Linked DNA regions of Mus musculus: region 1 is linked to region 2. Evidence: chromatin loops called from intact Hi-C (ENCODE). Cell type or tissue: left cerebral cortex. All regions are shown on one strand. Links, peaks and the distances in the headings refer to the core of each region. The heading gives the core; the rest is flanking DNA.

Evidence for each region. Hi-C counts contacts between places; a loop is a spot of excess contacts. Peaks named below come from ENCODE experiments on the same cell type or tissue, not always from the same donor. Only the 100,000 strongest peaks of a DNase experiment are listed, where the experiment ranks them.
Region 1: a loop joins it to region 2, with 3 times the contacts of the local background. A loop is called at or near these places in 4 of 42 quality-filtered maps.

Annotation. Positions count from the first base shown.
Region 1 is chr17:55,441,377-55,450,605 of GRCm38, forward strand. St6gal2 (beta galactoside alpha 2,6 sialyltransferase 2) reads left to right here and starts at 4,006. Exons shown (of 6, transcript NM_001347403.1): 1 at 4,006-4,433. In left cerebral cortex, for the core only: no CTCF peak of the experiment used is centred there; DNase peaks (open chromatin) are centred at 4,293, 4,983, 5,543, 5,753 and 3 more places; H3K4me3 peaks cover 4,961 bases; H3K27ac peaks cover 4,432 bases.
Region 2 is chr17:55,286,139-55,295,367 of GRCm38, forward strand. No RefSeq gene overlaps it. Among named protein-coding and RNA genes, the nearest start is that of St6gal2, 150 kb to the right of the region's middle. In left cerebral cortex, for the core only: no CTCF peak of the experiment used is centred there; DNase peaks (open chromatin) are centred at 3,748, 6,363, 6,712 and 7,831; H3K27ac peaks cover 3,411 bases.

The DNA of each region.
Region 1 (9,229 bases), core at 490-8,489, 160 kb after region 2:
GAAGTGACTGTCCCATGTAAGTGCTGTGGTGCATAGATTTACCTGTTTCTTACCTGGATGAAGGAAAGTGAGACCAAATAATGGATTGGCCCACTCTTCTTCATTTCCAGATGTTACTGTGGGCCTGCTACAGCACAGACATCTGACAAGCAGCTGCTGGAGTCGGTTAGTAATAGAACAACCCAGCAAGCATCCTTCTCACCTTCTCACTGTATATTTGTATTTGCAGACTGGGCTTCCTCCCAACATTCTAACAATCCTTCAGTTTGTTGAAGGTTACAATATTATGCACTGAAATAGGCACTTCAGTATCATCTTATTAAATCCTCCGAACACCCCTAAGGTATGATGTTGTTATTATCAATTTACAAATGGGGAAATTGCTTCAGAGTTAGCTGTCATGTCTGAGTTTCTTGCATTAACCAGGAAAACTTACTTACTTTCTATGCTGAAACTGGTTGACAAAGACAAGAAATGTTTTTCCCAGGCATGTTATGAACAGAGAAGAAGAAGAAACCTTTTTCTTTTTGTCCTAGGGAAATTGCCAGTTAGACTATGTGAAAGAAGAAACAACGTAGAAAAGAACCCATGTACAGTTGGACTAGAAAGTAAACTAAAATTAGAGAGTGGATTTAAGGAGAAGCAACCTCAAATTCAACCCAAATAAAGTATCATTTAACTAGAAAGGGGTGAACAGCACTTCACAGTGGCAAGAGTAGATAATCATCTCATTTATCAAATAGGCAAGTTAACATTATCCAGTGTTGGGGAAAATAAGCACAGTAGCATCGTGTGCTGTGCTGAGAGGAAATGATTCTCTGAGTTTATGGCCCAAAAATAAAAGAGAACAAAGCTGTGAGTACATCTGTATCTAAACCATGGGGAATGTACTGGCTGGTTTTGTGTGTCAACTTGACACAAGCTGGAGTTATCACAGAGAGAGGAGCTTCAGTTGGTGAAGTGCCTCCATGAGATCCAGCTGTAGGGCATTTTCTTAATTAGTGATCAAGGGGGAAGAGCCCCTTGTGGGTGAGACCATCTCTGGGTGGTCTTGGGTTCTATAAGAGAGCAGGTTGAGCAAGCCAGGGGAAGCAAGCCAATAAAGAACATCCCTCCATGGCCTCTGCATCAGCTCCTGCTTCCTGACCTGCTTGAGCTCCAGTCCTGACTTTCTTTGATGATGAACAGCAGGATGGAAGTGTAAGCTGAATAAACCCTTTCCTTCCCAACTTGCTTCTTGGTCCTGATGTTTGCTCAGGAAGAGAAACTCTGACTAAGACAGTGAACAAGCTCAACCTGGGAGTCACTTAGAAAATGGTTTGAATTTCTAAAAATATTCTAAGATATGTAACAGGCACACTGAGGAAATGACATGAGAGAGAAGAAAGAGACAGAAAACCTAGCTATGAGAATGTCCCCAGTGATAGATGTATGAGAAATGGAAATTCTAATGATGTTATTGTCTGAGCATTGCTCATCAAGTATTGGATTATCACACTGAGATTCACAGATATTGACAATTATATAGCTCTTTCTATTTATGGAGAGACTTTTAAGAAATTCTAAATATTGTCTTTGGGGCAAAGGAACATAATACACCTTAACTCTTTAGATATGTGTGCTCCATTTGAATTGTCCACAGAAGTCAGAAAATTAGTAAAGGGTTCTGAAACTTTGGGGTGAGTAGTCAACAGCAAGAAGAAAGAACATGTTGATACGAATCAGAATTTAAAAAAAACAGGAAAGGTTAAATGGGGTGGGGATGGAAGGATAGTTTAGAGGAAGAAGCATGGGACAGGATAATTAACACCATGGTCCTTGTTTAAAAAAAAACACATTGGCAAAGTCTTCTTGCAATTTAAACATACACATATCTAAAAAGAGTTTAAAAGGAGTTACTCTATAATGGGGCCACACTGCTCCTACCAGACACCACCGAGTAATGAGTAATAAGTAAAAAGTTTTGTGCCAGGAGGGGCTTCCTTTTTATGAATTCTTAGACTGGGGGGGGGGGTCCAGTAGACCCTTAATATTACAGTTTTCTTTCCCTCAACTGCTGGTTCTACTCCAGACCTTGATGGTAAGACCCTGTTGACAAAGACACCACACACATAAGACACAGAATGTGTTCAAACCAAGCTGATACTGAGTGATGCTTTCAGAGTCTATTAGCAGTATGGCTATGGGTTATGGCAAGGATGATGGAGAAAGCCTGAGTTTAACACAGAATACAAGTTAATATGAGCACATACAGAAAAAATGGATTTTAAAATGCTTCCTGGCTTTTTAAAAAACATTCACTTGGAATTGAAAGGAATATTCTAGAGCCAGCATTGCTCTTTAGTAGACCAATGGAAAGAACCCTGTCTACCCTTGTTTAGGATTCCCCCGAGCAGACCAACTAAAGCATGGAAAAGTATTTCATTTATCATTACACTCCGACAGAAACCAGCATGACATACAGTTTTCTGCATTTAAACTGCCTTCATGATTTACCTGGGAAGCAACAGATTTCCAGGTCGGCCCCATTTATTCTCTACTTAGATCATAAATAGTAAACTAAGTTAACTTACATTTCTATGACAGCAATTTGCATATTTGTTTTAAGCTGGGTAAATTTTCTACAGGCACAAAGTCCATTGTTGTCTTGGAACACCTAGTGTTTTGGTTTTGTTTTGTTTTGTTTTTTGTTTTTGTTTTGTTTTTAAGGTAGGCATGAAGGCATCATCTTTGAAGTACTTTTGAAAAATAGCAATATGGGATAAAAAACATTCACAGTCTGTAAGAAATGTTATAAATTGCCAGGTGTGGTGGCGCACACCTTTAATCCTAGCACTTAGGAGGCAAAAGCAGGAGGATTTCTGAGTTCGAGGCCAGCCTGGTCTACAAAGTGAATTCCAGGACAGCCAGGGCTATACAGAGAAACCCTGTTTCAACCCCCCCCCCAAAATGTTATAAATTGAGGATTTTTACTTTGCAGTGAAACATTGTAAGGATGCTACTATGCTTTTTATTACATGAATTGATTTGTTGTTACATTTAAGGACTAGAGAATGTATAATCCACTTTTAGCACCTTGTGCAGCATACCTTGCTGGTGCTTGCAAACGTACCCATTAGACAGAAGACAAAGCCTAGAGTCACAGTTTACATCACTTCAGTGACTAGCAGAGTCCATCGTGGTGAATTGTGGGAAAGGGCAGAGCACAGAATTAGCCATAGCGTATGTATTTCTCATATATAAGACGCAGTAATTAATGAGTGACAGACCATCCCTTCAGGCAGTTCTTAGAAATTCCAAGTGTCAGAAACAGTTAACAGAACTGGGGAAACCAGAGAAAGCATCGCCCAGGTACACTTGACCACACACAATGAATTTTACTCTGTGGGTTTAGTTTCCCGGTTGTTAAATGTCTGTAAACTTCTAGATTGAGTTTTGCTCATCTATCATGATGCCTAGCCCCAAACACATAGTAGGCACTCCATGCGTTCTGAATAAGTTGGACAACTAGCTAAAATATCTAAAACAAAACACCTCGACTAGATAGATGAACTTCAAATTCAATACATTCAGTGAAGAATTTGTCTTGTCCTTTTCTAACTACGCATGAAAACTTGTAGGTAACACTCACATCCAAGGGGGCAAAGTTCAGAGAAGCATGTTTACCCACAACCAGGGACCGCTGTGGATGCCTTTGAAAAATAGGAGGGTTGCAGTGACAAATGGGCATTAGCACTTGAACACACTCACATACTTTCTATCTGCGGCTCCCACAGCACCGCTCTTGGTCACCCCTACGCCCTAGAGAGAATGTGATCACCTTTTCCAGGGTTGGATGGATGGATGGAGTTGGCAAGTGGGAAGCTCTCAAAGCAGCACGTCCCCAAGTGTGTCCCTGCACTGTCGGGCGCTTCTCAGCAGCAGCCAAAGTGAGAATGCGGGCGGCTTGAGTCGGCCTGAGTCTGAACAAAGGGAGCCAGCGGCCCAGAGGATGCTGTGCTTCTCACACTCCACCCAGCTGCCTGGCGCGCAGGTAGCCCGGCTTTTGCTCTGTCTACAGAGGGCTGTGTGTTCGAAGCCAGCACACAAAGACTCACTTCCTCCCGGCCAGCTTCCCAGACCGCCCTGCCCACCACCGGCGGCCGGTGGCATTCCAGAGGCCACCACCGGGACATTCCTGTGCCCGGGTGCCAGGTACTTGGAGCAGAAGCCATTCGGGGAGCCCTTGGAGCCGCTCAGCTGGTGAAGGTGGCGGCTGGGATTAGCACGCCTTTTTAGGCAGCCGCGCCGCCCCACGCAGCGGAGTCTGCAATCGCTGTACGACAGGCAGGCTCTGCGTCGCCAGAGCGTCCCCGCCTGCGCTGGCCGCGGGGCAAGCTGCGGGCCGGAGCGCTCGCGGGAGGCCGATCAACTCCCCAGCGCCTAGCCAGCAGGTAAGCTCGGGCTGTAGATCGGAACGGGGAAGGCGGGGTTGTGTGCGGAGCACCAGGCCCGCTGCCTCGGATCGCCTGCCCTCGGGGCCACCGGCAGAGGTGCCACTGCCACGCGGATTGGAACAATGAGGCGCGCAGCGCGGAGCTGAGCGCAGCCACGCACTGCTGAGAGGCCAAGCTGCAGCCGGCGGCAACGCGGTCATGCCTTGTCGGAAAGGAGACGGCTCCTACACAGGGTCGCCTGAGCCCCTAGCGTGGCCGCGGAGCTTCCCAGGGCATCCGAGAGAGAGTAGGAGCTCGTGGTGTGCGCGCTCGCTCATCCGCTCGCTCGCCCGCCCTCCCGCCCGCTCGCCACCCGGCAAGCCCTCCTGCCCTCTAGGCTGCGGGGGTGGGGTGGGAGTGGGGGATAAAATGTGACCCTCAGGAATCCTACTGAGGCTCCAAGTACAGGAGTAGCAGCACAGGTGTAGGGACAAACTGAATGAGTACAAGCACGCAGGTCTGTGAGGTCTGAGACCTGCCGTATCCTGCTGGAATCTCCTTGGCCAGTTGCACTGAGCTAGAGTTAGATAAGCTCTGCGAACAGAAGCCAGCGCTGTATGTGGAGAAACAACAGGGTGAGCGAAAGGAGGGCTTGCACTTGGACAGGTGGACATAGTTAACTGTGGGGATGAAATACTGTGCATTGGTTTGATTTGATGTGATTTGCTTGTGAAAGGTGGAGATTTTTTTTTTAATCAAATTCCCACACCCATCTTCATGCAAATTAGCGGGCTTGCAGCTTAGAGAGCATCCTACCTTTTCTTTCTTTCTTTCTTTCTTTCTTTCTTTCTTTCTTTCTTTCTTCTTCCTTTTGTGGCTATAATGTTCATGTGCAGAGGGATTTTCGGGAGCCTCCTAAAGTCAGTGTTAATTCTTATACACTTGACTGGCAAAAACTCGGCGTTTGGGTTGTTTTACTTCCCACCGTTTAGAGTGGTTATGTGATAAATTCTTTTGAATTCAGAAGATGGCATCTATCTTTTTTGGACTTGATGGTACTGGTGCAGTGGGGCCAGTGGAGTTAAACTCATGGCTCGATGCAAATTAGGCCTTCCAAAGAGAGATGAATAGTGTGTTTAGAGAAGCTGTGCTTTCCAGGAATTTAAATGAGACTTTTGTGATTGCCTTCCAGCTTCTCCTTATGTGTTTCCTGGTGTATAACTTATAAAGTAGAGTTGGATTCCTAAAGCTTTGTGAGATGGGGAGGTTTGTGTACCTGGATTTTGGTAAACTTTGGGGAACAGTTCTGCTGAAAATTTGAAGAGAAATAGGTCGTGTTTGGTGGAAATCATTGTCTCTTGGACAACTGAACAGTCTGGTGTGTAGGAGTATACTGTAGCCCTTCTGAGGACTGCCTTTTTGGGTCAGGAGACGCCTTGGCCGCCTTAAACACCACACTTTCTGCATATTAAAACAAAGCAAAGCAAAACAAAACAAAACAAAACAAGACCTAACAGGAATTACCTCTTCAACCTTTATTTTTCATGAGTGTTTGGGTGGCAAATTTGGGGTGACTCTTCTTTTTGAAGGGAAAGCAACGTGTGGCCCCTTAGCCGCTTTTTCCATCACTATTTTTTCTGAAACTGACAACCTTTTTTTTTCCCCACTTTGTTCTAATGCGTTAAAATGACTGTCAGCAACGGTGGTTGAATATAGTAACTGAAGTAAAGACAACATCAATAGACGAAAACGTTCTTAATTTTATAAGTCAGGAGGATGCTCAGACATGCAAAGAAGGGGTCCTTACCTGCTTCTCACTATGACTGATAGAAATTAGAGCATGCTCTATCCCTTTTTGTTTGGTGAAAATGACGCTTCCTGAGTTGTGAACTGAATCCTTTGGGGAATTTTGAGGTACTTCTCTTCTGATAGAGCTACGAGCTCCACCTTTATGGTGCGGGTGGTATGCACAACTTAGAAAGTAAAGGTAAGGATGACAACACACACCTGCAAGAATCAGGTTGAGCTATGTTAATATCTGGAAATGTATAAATGATGTAGTATGAAGGAGGGGCAGTCATTTGTGCTTAGTCCTGACAAAAACCAAGAAGGAATGGATTTGAGTTTCTGAGTGCACCCAAGCCAGATCTGATCAAGACTGATCAGCTTGTATGTTTGTTGCAGAGAAATCTTGTCCATACGTCCTGTTTCTAGGGCTTTTTATTTTTTCTTCATCTTCTTCTGAGATTTGTTCTCATTATGTGCAGATACCTTGATAATATTCCAACTTAACTCTTATCCTCTAGTGTAGAATGTATCAACTCATTTTTCATAAGTGTTGATATACATATTCTTGGGCTGGTACAGCTTCTGCTTAGATAAATAAACCTCAGAAAAGCTTGGAGGCATGTATCCCATGGGAAATTTTTAATTAATCTGCAGGTCTGTTGCCTCGTTTCTGATAATCTGAATAAAAATATCTCATGCGTGATGATAGGATATAGATTTCTCTTAGAGTATACTGTAATATGCTACTCCCACTACATTGTGCTTTTCCTTCTTTGGAATATTTTGGAGTGTGAGCTTAACATTTAATTGTTTAAATTAATGTCTAATTCAACTTGGTCTAATGTCTAAGCAAAAAATGAGTTTTGGTCACTACATGTTAAGTTTCAAATTTTTTTAAGCCTTAAAACTGGAAACTCATTCTTCACCAAAGATGACAATCACATATAAGAGAAACAATTTCATGAGGTCAGACACTAATTTTGGAATCTGGCGGGAACAAGTGCACATTAATGCCAGTTTTCAGTGTTTTTAGCACCAACTATTGATGAGAGTGCCAAAGACTAAATGGGTTATGGATAATGACCAGCTACTGTTAGTAAATTAGCATGGCTTCACTTTAATAAAGCACCCCCTCTCTTGAAAACCCTCCACTGTACCACTTTTGAGCCGTGCTTGTAAAGGTTAGCATACCTTCAGCACAGAGACTACAACACTGGGCAGAGATGGATTTATTAGGTCTCAAATGTAAAGTATATTATGATTCCAAGTTCTCTGCACCCCATTTAATGGATAGTGAACAGCTGCAGTGTGAAATATATACTCAGTCTGCATGTGGAATGCATTAAGATAGATATAAGGCCATCATCTTCAGGCTTTGCCGGGGCTGGTGGTCTGGTCCAGCACTGCTGTTCATCCTAACTTGGACATGTGGTAGAAGCTAGGTCTCCACAGTGTCGGCCACCTGTGTGTCCTGATACAGGGGCAGTGGAGAAGAGTGGGTCTGCGATAGGAAATGCTCCCACCCTCAAGCATGTTGTCTCTGCATGATTTCTGTAAGCCTGTTCTGTCTCCTACTGCCACCCAAGCTGCAGCCTGTGTTCCTCTTGAGTACAGAATTCCAAATTCAAGGTGCAATTTGGGCCCGGAGAGATGGAATCATGTGAAGACTGAGTTTGCCATTTTGCAGCTATCTTTCTTGAAGAACAAAGTGATCAAGAAAGCTGACAGCCAGTGGCCTTGCAGCCACTTGACTTATCCTGGAGGAAGTCTCCCTGAACCAGGAGTTCAGTCTCCAGAGCTGTAAAGGGAAAACAACAGAGACCAAATCTACTTCAAATTGACTTCTAGTGCTGGATTCTTAAGATCAATAATTTAATGTTCTGGTGTACTTAAAATCGATTTTCCTGGCAGCCCTAGGAGAAGGTAGCAATCCAAAGAATAATAATAGCGACTGATTTGCAGGTATTATGTACCACACCTTGCCTTTTGCTTTGCATGGGATGAGTGCTCTTAAGCCACAAGCTGAGGAAGTATCATTACCCTGTTTTAACAGTGAGAATGCTGGGCCTCAGAAAAGTGAAATGTCTTGACAGAGCTGCCCCAAAGCTAATGCTCCTGGGGTGAGCTCCACTCTCCAGAACACAAATAACCATTGTCAAAATTGTGTCCAGCCAGAGATTGCTGCAACTGTGAATTACCACCTCCTCCATCAGGCTTGAGCTGTGGGGTGAGGCAGGTGCACTGGGGGAAGAAGAAGGCGGGAGCCCTCAGAGGCCCCGTAAGCAGAAAGACATTTTTGAGCTAAAACTTTGTAAATGGGCTATGGCATCTGGAGAATTCAGACAAGCAGCATTAAAATGAAACTCTACCTGATATTAAGCAAGGCACACTGAGTGAAATTCTCAGGCCGAGATTGTGTTGAAATTTGAGAGAATTGGGCATTTGCTTTGCGTTGTCAGGTAGTGACGAGAGCATGTTCGGAGAGTAGTCTTTTGAGACATTTAGAGGTATTTTGGGTAAAGCATCAGCAAGTTCATTGTGGCAGGCCCTGCAATGTTGATTATCAGACTGTTTTCATAACTTTACACTTCGCACGTTGAGTTCTTCTCAGTGCTGCTTGTAGCTTGAGCCCGATAGGAGAGCGCTTTATTAAGTTTCCAACAATTCATCTTGCCTGTTTGAATTGTACAGATTTTTCAAGTAGAGGTTCTTGCTTCTAAAAGGACTTGGCTTTAAATTAAATTGTGGTAAGGTGAGCCTCTTAGATAATCCAAGTAGTTTATTATTTAGAAATATATCTGAGAAGTAGCTTCCTGGAAAGCACGGTGGTAATGATTTTTATGAATCGTTCTATATGACTGTGGATGAAAACTTTGATAAGATAACATGGAATTTGTTTATGGTGGCTCACTCAAATGTAAGATGGATCTATAGTATATAATTAAATGAATGAACTCATTTTTGCTATTGAGGGAGTGAACTATATAAACTATGGTTTGTATATATATATATATGTATGTATATAT
Region 2 (9,229 bases), core at 301-8,300:
GTGACAGCTCATGAGAAGCTCTGTATTATCTAAGAATGTGGACACAGAAGACCCACTCACCCATTAGGTAGACCAGCAAGGTCACTCTGCACAGCCGGTGGCTCATATCAATACCACTAGAGAGAAAGCTTTCCTTTCTCAAAGGTTCATTGGGAGTGTTTAATAAATTCCTGGGTTTAGTTTTCTTAGTCATTAGAACAGAATAGGCAACAGCAAATAAAAAGTAAATCAAAACAAAAACGAGATAAGTATAGCTTCACCAAAATTCTTTTAGAAAAGGACATTATTAAAGGAATTAATAAGAAGGCATGATTGCTAAGAATATACCTAATAAAGAACAGTATGCAGAATATATAAAGAACTCTAGATTTCAACAGTGCAACGGGCAATTCAAACTTAAATGTTCCTGTCCTTCTTTCTTCCATGTGTGTGTGTGTGTGTGTGTGTGTGTGTGTGTGTGTGTGTGTGTGTGTACACTTGTACATACACAAACATGTACAAGGGTGTGAATGTAAAGGCAAAAAATGTTCTGTGCTTCATACCAAATAGTATGACCATTACCCAAAACAAAAAATGACAAGTATTGGTTATTGATAGGAGTCTAAAATGATTCAGCCTTCCAAGTGACTTGCTAAAAATTGGAACATGGAATTATCATATGACCACACTGTTCCACTTCCGGGTATAAACAGCCAAATTAGTTGAACTCAAGAACACAACCTACATAAGGACTCTATTCTCCATAACAGCATTAAACACAGCAACCAAAAGTTAGAAAGAACTATCATGCCGTAAATGAATGAATGAATGAATTACCAGATGCCTCAAGATAAAATGAAACATTTGTAAGTATTCTGTATGAGTAGATTTTAAAACATGCTATGTAAAATAGAATACTCATAATTGGACAAATAACAAATGATTTTACTTCTGTTAGATGCCTAGTGAAGCTAAGTTCATAGAGAGAGAGTCAGCCTAACAATGTTTGTAGAGGTCAAGAGGAGAGAAGAGTCCAGTAAAATATTGTTCAGTGGACTGAGTTCGTGTAGGGGTAATAAAGAGGCTTGGAGAATGGACAGTTGTGATGGTCACACAGCACTGCAAATGCTCCCAACACACCAAGGTGTCACTCAAACCACAAATATGATAAGAGTGACAATATGCACATTATACCAATATTTTTAAAAACTGCTTAAACAAAAATGAAACACAATAGAGGGCTTCTTTGAGATGCTGAGAGACGTATGAACTTCTCTGTTTACCCTTTAGCTATTTGGGCTAGAGGGAATAATTGAATGTTAGCTTGTAGAAATGGATGTCTTCTCTGAAATTATGAAGTGGTTTAATAACCTGTCTTCAACAATGCAGACTTTTCCTAAATAAATGGAAAAAAGTAATAGCATAATTGACAAAAAAAGAAAGGCAAACTAACACAGGGAGGTCAGTAAATATTTCAGTGGTTAAATCAGCTCTGTTTTCAACTTATGTTCTTTTTATGACATCTATAGATGACAAAATCAATAAGTAAGACTGCAAAGTAAAGTGGCAGATTTTTCAAATATCTGAGTGTCATCAGGCAAAATAATCCAGCATAGCAGCTACTCCTACTTATAGACATATTACTCGGCACGTAGTTTACTCAGTTTTTGATCGTTAAAAATCATGTAGAGTGGGTAACAATTTTCTTTCCAATTCACAAAAAAGAAAAGAAAATTGAAATGAGAACATAAAAATAACTCAGCAATAAATGCCTACCTAGAAATAATTGAGCTGGCATTAAAACCTGGTTCTTGTAAAGATGAAATCGCCACATCTTTTCTGCTTCACTATACTTATCAGACACACTATAGTTACAAGAATCACTCCTTCAGCTTGTACCACTCACAAGTCTGATCCATCTTCCTCCTCCCCTTTGCAATGTGCAAATGGAAACCTGCATATGAATGTTATGAATATAAACATTTAAAAATCTGCAGAAAGTATAGTTCTCAGCTGCTGATAAAGGAGCCCACCAACCTTGTTTGGCAAGCATCACCTAAACTAATGGAGGTCAGTGTGTGCTCCTCTCTGAATAAGACTGACTGTGCTCATCAACACATGTCTGCCAGGACCTTGAAACTCTACACCCCCAGTCTCACATTGCAAGTGGTTGTATCTTTCACTCCCAGAAAACAACAAAAACACAATAGCTCAGTCCCACATCATCTGCTTTGCTGCTATTCCAGAATTATTTTGCCTGGTCTCTTTGAAAGAGGAGCAGTTCTCTCCACTCTTCTAGATCCTCAGCTGATACAGTCTAAGAGGGCAGTGGGAGCAGAGATGATGGGTGTGGGGATGGGTGTGAAGGATAGTTGGAAGCCCCAGGAGAAGACACCAGACCAGCTATCAGGGAACAGATCAACTTTACTTTGCGTGATTCAAAACTTTTAAAGTTTAACGGGACTGAGGGTAAGAACATCAAAATGCCTCATTAGCATGGAGAAGCATTTTAGGAATCTCAGCTGCAAGCTGGGCAGGTTCTTATCAGGAAAAGGATAATTAATTGATCCTGTAATCTAACTAAGGCTATTCAACATTCTTCAGGTAGGGGGAGGAGGCTTAGAGTTCCCCAGACAACATCAGAGAAGGAGAAACTGCTATTGGAGGGAATTTCCCATATTGTACCAAGCTCAGAGGCTGGCTGGTCATGGAGGACTTCGGCCTTAATTAGCCAAGGTTTCCCTCAAAGAGGCAGCTTTGAAAGCCTGGAGATCCAAAGTAATTGCTACAGCAAGATTGTAATTATTGAAAGTCCCCTAGTTATGCCAACACTTTCCCCAGGGAACCTAAATCTCAAAATAAAGCCACCAGTTCAGGCAAGTCCCTTTCATCCTAAAACAGTGCTGTTTTTACCCATTCTAGCAAGAGCAGTGGATGTGCTGGTTTATTGTCAGTGCAGACTAGGAGGATCCTTTGTTTTTGGAGTTCAGGGGCTGCATTAAGTTCACTTCTGCAAGGGCTTTCAATCACTAGATATGCTGTGCACCTTGTTCTTTATAGCTGTTCTCAGGATACAAAAGCACTTGATTTCTTTCCCAGTCGTTGCCCAGTGAAGAAGACCCTTAAAGTGTGCGCTCACACAGGTTTCATAGTTCTCTTTGATTTCACCCCATGGAAGAGCTTCAGGGATTTTCTTGATGGTCCCATGGGAGCCACATTAGATGACCTGGGCATGTGCATGTCATTGCTGCTCCTCCTTCTTGCACATTAAAGAAAATTATACTTTACGTTTTTGCATCATATTTTCTTTAGAGAAGATTCAGATTCAGCTTTGTATTTTAAACAATGCCCACAAATGACACATCCCATCCGAGTAGACCTTTTGCATTCTCTTTGTCTGTTCTAGGTCTGAATGACATCATAAATATTATAAAGTCCATGTAGCAGTAACTGAAAAAGCACACACAAATGATTTTCTTACAAATCTCTCTGAGCCCCATACATGATAGACTACAAGGCTTTATGCTACCTGAAGCATTTTGTCTCTGGGCTTTCTCAAATGGGTAGATATTAGGTACAATGATGATAAAATAACAAAAGCCAAACATCCTCCATTTGTCACTCCCAATTTCTAATTAAGTTTTTTTTCTATAATCCCTCCCAGCAGATAATGCCATGTCTATCACTTTCCTCCCATTCTGTCATATGCAGTATGATTCATGAGGCCACTTCTGCTAAGAGAGTGCTCAGTACAAAAACACAGCCAAGCCGCTAAGCCGCAGATACAGTGGCAGCATGAATGGTTTTCATGTAGGAGCAACAGAAAATAACCTCTGTTATTTAAAGTGTCATTGTCCATACCAAGTCCACACAGGTACCTTCACTATCGCAATACTTAACTGTGTTAAGACACTTGAAGAACAGAATTACATATCTCTAAATCTCTTCTGGTGGCAGGTGCACAGCAAGTGAGGATTCAGTTACCTGTGGAGGTGCCAAGGTGCAATAACAACCTCGTAATAAGAAGTGATGATTTGAAAGATATAAGCTGCCCTCCCAAATGGCAGAAAGTAACAAACACATAGGTAGCTATATAATTCTGGGAGTGGGAACAGAAAAACCTCTTTTTTTTTTTCGCTCAGCCATTCTCCACTGATGTACTCATCCATCACTCAGTGCAGTGAATGCCAACATCACTCTGAGAGTTGTGGGATAACTGCAAAGAGAACATGGCAAGAAAAATAGGAGGAAAGAGAAAAGGAGAGGAGCGAGAAATGAGAGAGAAGGAAAGGGAGAGAAGAAGAAAAAGGAAGAGTGAAGAGAAAGAAAGGATGGAGAAGCTGGGAGAGAGAGAAGGAGGATAAAGAAGTGCTATTGTTGACTCAGTATTTAAAATTTGGAGAAATATAAAGCCCATATTTATTTTTTAAAAAACCACCTGGAAAGATGTTGTGGACTAGAGCTTCTTGCAACTTACACTGAGAGAGAGAGAGTTGCTTAAAACTGAGCAATTAAAGCAGGAAAGATCTCTCTATGAATCTATCATCTATCCATCTATCTATTTATCTATCCATCATCTCCCTCTGTGTGTGTGTGCGTGTGCGTGTGCGTGTGCGTCTAGAACACAAATTAAAAAAAGAAAGAAAGCCTTGTTTCCCTCATTCCCCTGAAGTTGGCCTTCCAGTTGCCAAAGCATTCTAGGGTTGTTTCATGTTGCTCTTTTAAACCTGTTATCCATCCAAAAGGGCTGTTCTGTGTAAGGTCAAACTATTACAGACCTGACTGTAGAGAGATTAGTCTTGTGTTCACAGAGCAGTAAGAATGTGATACAATGTATGACAGCTTTTATTGCTGGTGGCCTCAGAAGAAACAGTCTCAAAGACAGCCACCAATGAAAGAAAACCTGCTCTGAAACCAGGATCCTTCTGTCCAGGAATTAGACATTGGGCTTCCTGGGCACAGCTTGGAGCAAGGACTCTACCACCCTCAGATTCTATTTCTGTTCTTTTAGCCTAACTCCACCTTTCATAAAAACAATCTTTATTTTTCTCTCCTTCATCTCCATGGCCTCCAGAATATTTTGTGGTTTTAGTATAAAACAATATGAACTTTATATTCTGTACAAAATCTATGTTAATATATATATGCATATATATACAATTATATATATGTATGTTCATGAATATATTAAAGACGTTATATCTGTATGTATGCATCAATATGTGTGTTTTAAAACCTGAAAATGGAAGAAGAGCTATCTTAAGGGATAAAGAAGAACAGGAAGAATGGAGAAAAATAAATAAAGAAGAGAGGTGACATAGGGAGGACTAGAGTGAGATTCTGAGTATATTATAATGATATATATCTAAGAAAATGTTATAATAGAACCTTTGTTTTTGAAAGGCTATATAGTAAGCAGTGTGTGTGTCTGTGTGTATGTATGTGTGTGTGTAGTGTGTGTGTGTGTGTAGTGTGTGTGTGTGTGTGTGTGTGTGTGTGTGTGTGTGTGTGTGTGTGTGTGTGAAAACTTAAAAAATAAATTCACAGTAGAAAATCCTCCTTATTTAAGAATTTCTTGATTAGAAGTTGCTGGTAATCTAAACTGTACATTGAGCTAATTTGACATTTCTGAATCTTTTGGAAAATATTATAACCAAATGATAATAAATAAAAATAATAAAATACTCAGGAATAAGTATAACCTCATCTTTTTCCCCAACTAAATTGTACTCCTAGCATTTGCTACCTCGTGCCAGCTGTTCAATGCCAGGTTTTTGGTCTTTCATGCAACACTTATTTCCCAAGAGCATGCTTGGTGCTAGGCACTGTGATTAACTACATGAACTTGAAATAAGTATGATTGAAAAGGTGTGATCTAAGATGCCAAGTGTTAACACTCTTCACTCTGTTGTCCAAGGTACCATTCCTTTCTCCAAAATATTTGTATCTAAAGCTGTTTCTATTCTGGATCTTTTTGCACAATGCAATATCTTAAAGTAACACCAAAGTTAAAAACAAAACTGGTTTTTGTTTTTATATATGGTTCATATAGCCTTCCAATAACCTTAAGAGAGGTGTTGTATAAAATCTTCAGTGTTTGTTATGGTACACCGGACTAAGATGGTTTTGACCATCTTAAAGAACACTGAGCAATGAAATATCTTTGAGGAAGGAGAATTTCTTCACAAAATGAGTGGAGGTCTTCTCTTAAGACCTTGTCCTTAAATCCAGGATCAGCATGATCTAAGGGTAGAGTTTTAGCATACTGAAGTCAAAATCATGTGTGCAGGCCCAAGTGAAGAGTCTGTGGTTTAAATAAAACAGCTGTCTCTGAAGAGTAGCCTCATCCACCATCATCATAACCTACACAGAGGCACCATCTGTAGCATAGACAGTGTGGGACTAATAATGCATTGTGGGGTCCAGTGACCTCCACAGTAAGTGACTCCTAAAATCAGAGGGCACAGGTAAAGGGTTCATTCAAGCTTCACCTCAGCTTCATTTCACCTATACTAAGTGACACAAGAACAACAATAAGAATAATAATAAATTTTTAAAAAATCTGCTCTATCTGCTCAGCTCTGAAGTTTCAGATTTTGGAGCATTTTAAGTTTTGGGTGCTTAGATGGAATGCTTGGCTATGCAGTTGGCTGTGGGAGGTGCTGAGTCCCAGATAGCAGGTCCTGGGGAAGAGTGATTCTCACTTTGTAGGGAGTCAGGAAAAGTTTCTGGGAAAGAAGACCAGAAATGAGGAATATCTTTCTGCTCCTCACCCTCAGCACCATCTGGCCCATCTTGGGCTGTGGCTGACAATTTGTCCTTATCTCTCCACCAACTTCTACCAGCTGCCTTCACTTTGCCATGCTGATATGGTTGTGTGAAAAAAGCGTATAAGACCTCTTTCAGAGGTCTACTCGGTGGTCCTTGCTTTTGATAGTGCAGAAGCAGTATCCCTTCAGGAGAAACTCTAATTCAGAGTTTGAACTTGGATATTTTCCTGCAATAGTAATATATGACCAGACCCTATCACCACTTTGGGTAGGACAGAAATGGCAGCTAATCATCCAGCTGGGGGTCACAGGGAAAAACAACCTACATTGACTTACAGAATGGAACTGCTTTTCCAGTTTTATGTTAGTATTACATTTTCACCTGATAGTATGTTCACTAGGACATATATTCACCATAAATCAAACACCATCTGAACCAATTGTTCCAAGATTCAACATGGAGGAACCACACTCTTTGTGTCTAGTGGAGAGGCAATGTGTAGCAACCCAGGTAGGATCTCCCATGTCTTATTGTGTTATAGTTTACATTATACCATGTAACTCACCTTTTTTGCCATGTGTTAAATAGAAATAAAAATCTAGATACACAAGTCATGATGACTTGCCAGCATGTTAAGTCAGAGTGACTTACCCTGCCCAGCAGGAGAGAGCCCTGTAACAGAGCAGATCCCAGTAGCTCAGGATGGCACACTGTCCTTAGAGCTCTATAAAAGGGAATACCCCAGAGAAACAGAACCAGTATAAAAATGAAAACATTTTTTAAAATAACTAAAAAATTATAGAGACCATAAAGTAAAAGAACTGTAGAGTGTTAGGATATCAAGTAGGAGACACAACAGAGATCATGATCTGGTTCAATCTGGTCTGTCTTCTGATTAAATTAAGCCTACCCACCTTCTAAAGGGCATTGCAGAAGTCATCTTTGTTGGCAGGTGTGTTGGCAGTCTACTGAAAGTCAACTGACTCATTCATAAAGGAGCCTTACAGAAATACCCAGAATAGTGCTTACCACCTATTCAGATATTATCACCCAGACACATAAATATATAAGATGAGCCAACTGAATTCTAGGACCTGTACATTTTCCAGAAAGGAGCAGAAGAGAGTTACTGTTGGAATGCATGGTTCTCAGCAGTAATTAGGCTTAACTCTTCATCTTCACAGACAAAGTCCTAGAAAGGCAATTTCAACACACAGCTTCTTGCCCAACCTTGCCACTGTTGAAGGCACTTTGCTTTCTCTCCCAGGAGCTAATGAACAGCAAAGGAACAGTAAAAGAAACAGCTCAGCTAGGTTCCTGGATGTGTGAATCTAAGAGCTGGGGGTCCTCCCTGGCTCTTCCCTGCCAATATATATAGTTTCTACACCATGTCTAACTCCTAAGGAAAATGAAGACTTTCTCTGGAAAATTGTCTCTGTCGGCAGTTGTGTTACATATTTACCTTGGTCTGGAAACTATACTTCAGATGTAAGGGGAAGATCATTTCGCTGAGACATTTGGGATGTGTGCTTAGGCCCGCTCCACTAAGATATACTCACTGCACTCTGTCTAGGAACTGATAACCCTCCATAATGTTTTCCTGAAAGCCAAAATCTAGAAACTTTTCTTCTTGCCATGAGAAACAGCCACTGGATGTGAACATATTCTCCTGAATAACAAAGAAGATGTGACCCAGACATACTCTGAAAAACAACTTAGGGTGCCTATTCCTTTCCTGTATTTTCAACTGGTAGATAGATCCTGGTCAGCTAGTTCTTTTACACAGCTCAGGATTTGATGTGCATCCTTGTTTAGTGCCTTGGATTCTATGCCCAAACATCATCATTCTTAAGCAAATAGCATATCTACCTTTTACGCCTGGGTGGAGCTTGCTAACATAAGCTCATATTTCTGAGATAACCATCCGCCATAAGGAATGTCTCTATTACAGTTAGATTTATCATCAGTGCCATACCAAAGAACAACTGTTTTAGTTTCTGTGTTTACCAATCTGGTGGATAGACTCAGCTAGCTCCATTAAGCCAATACTGACTCATTTTCCCAGAACAAAATTTACAGTATGTTGTCTACTGTTATTCTCAGTCATGTTTTGAAGCATTAAAAACCCTCAGCAAATCAACAGTGAGCCAGGCAGTTGTCAATGAGATTCTGAACCCTTTGTCAACAAAAAGAATGCCAATTATGACTTCAGACAGGGGAGGCAAGTGATAGGCAGTGTAAGAGAGCATGGGATGGCCTACAAAGACTGTCTTACTAAGTTACACCTAGCAAACCTCCTTTAAACATCTTAAATTCCAACATTTCCAGGGAACCCAAATTAGTTTTTCATTAAAGCACATTAGCCCTTTTTACAGATGATATATTCCAGGACCCCCACTTAAGCTAAGGTTCAAGGATGCTGAAATGCCTCCTATAAAAATAGCTAAACCTATTCTTTAAAACCTCTTACATGAAGCAT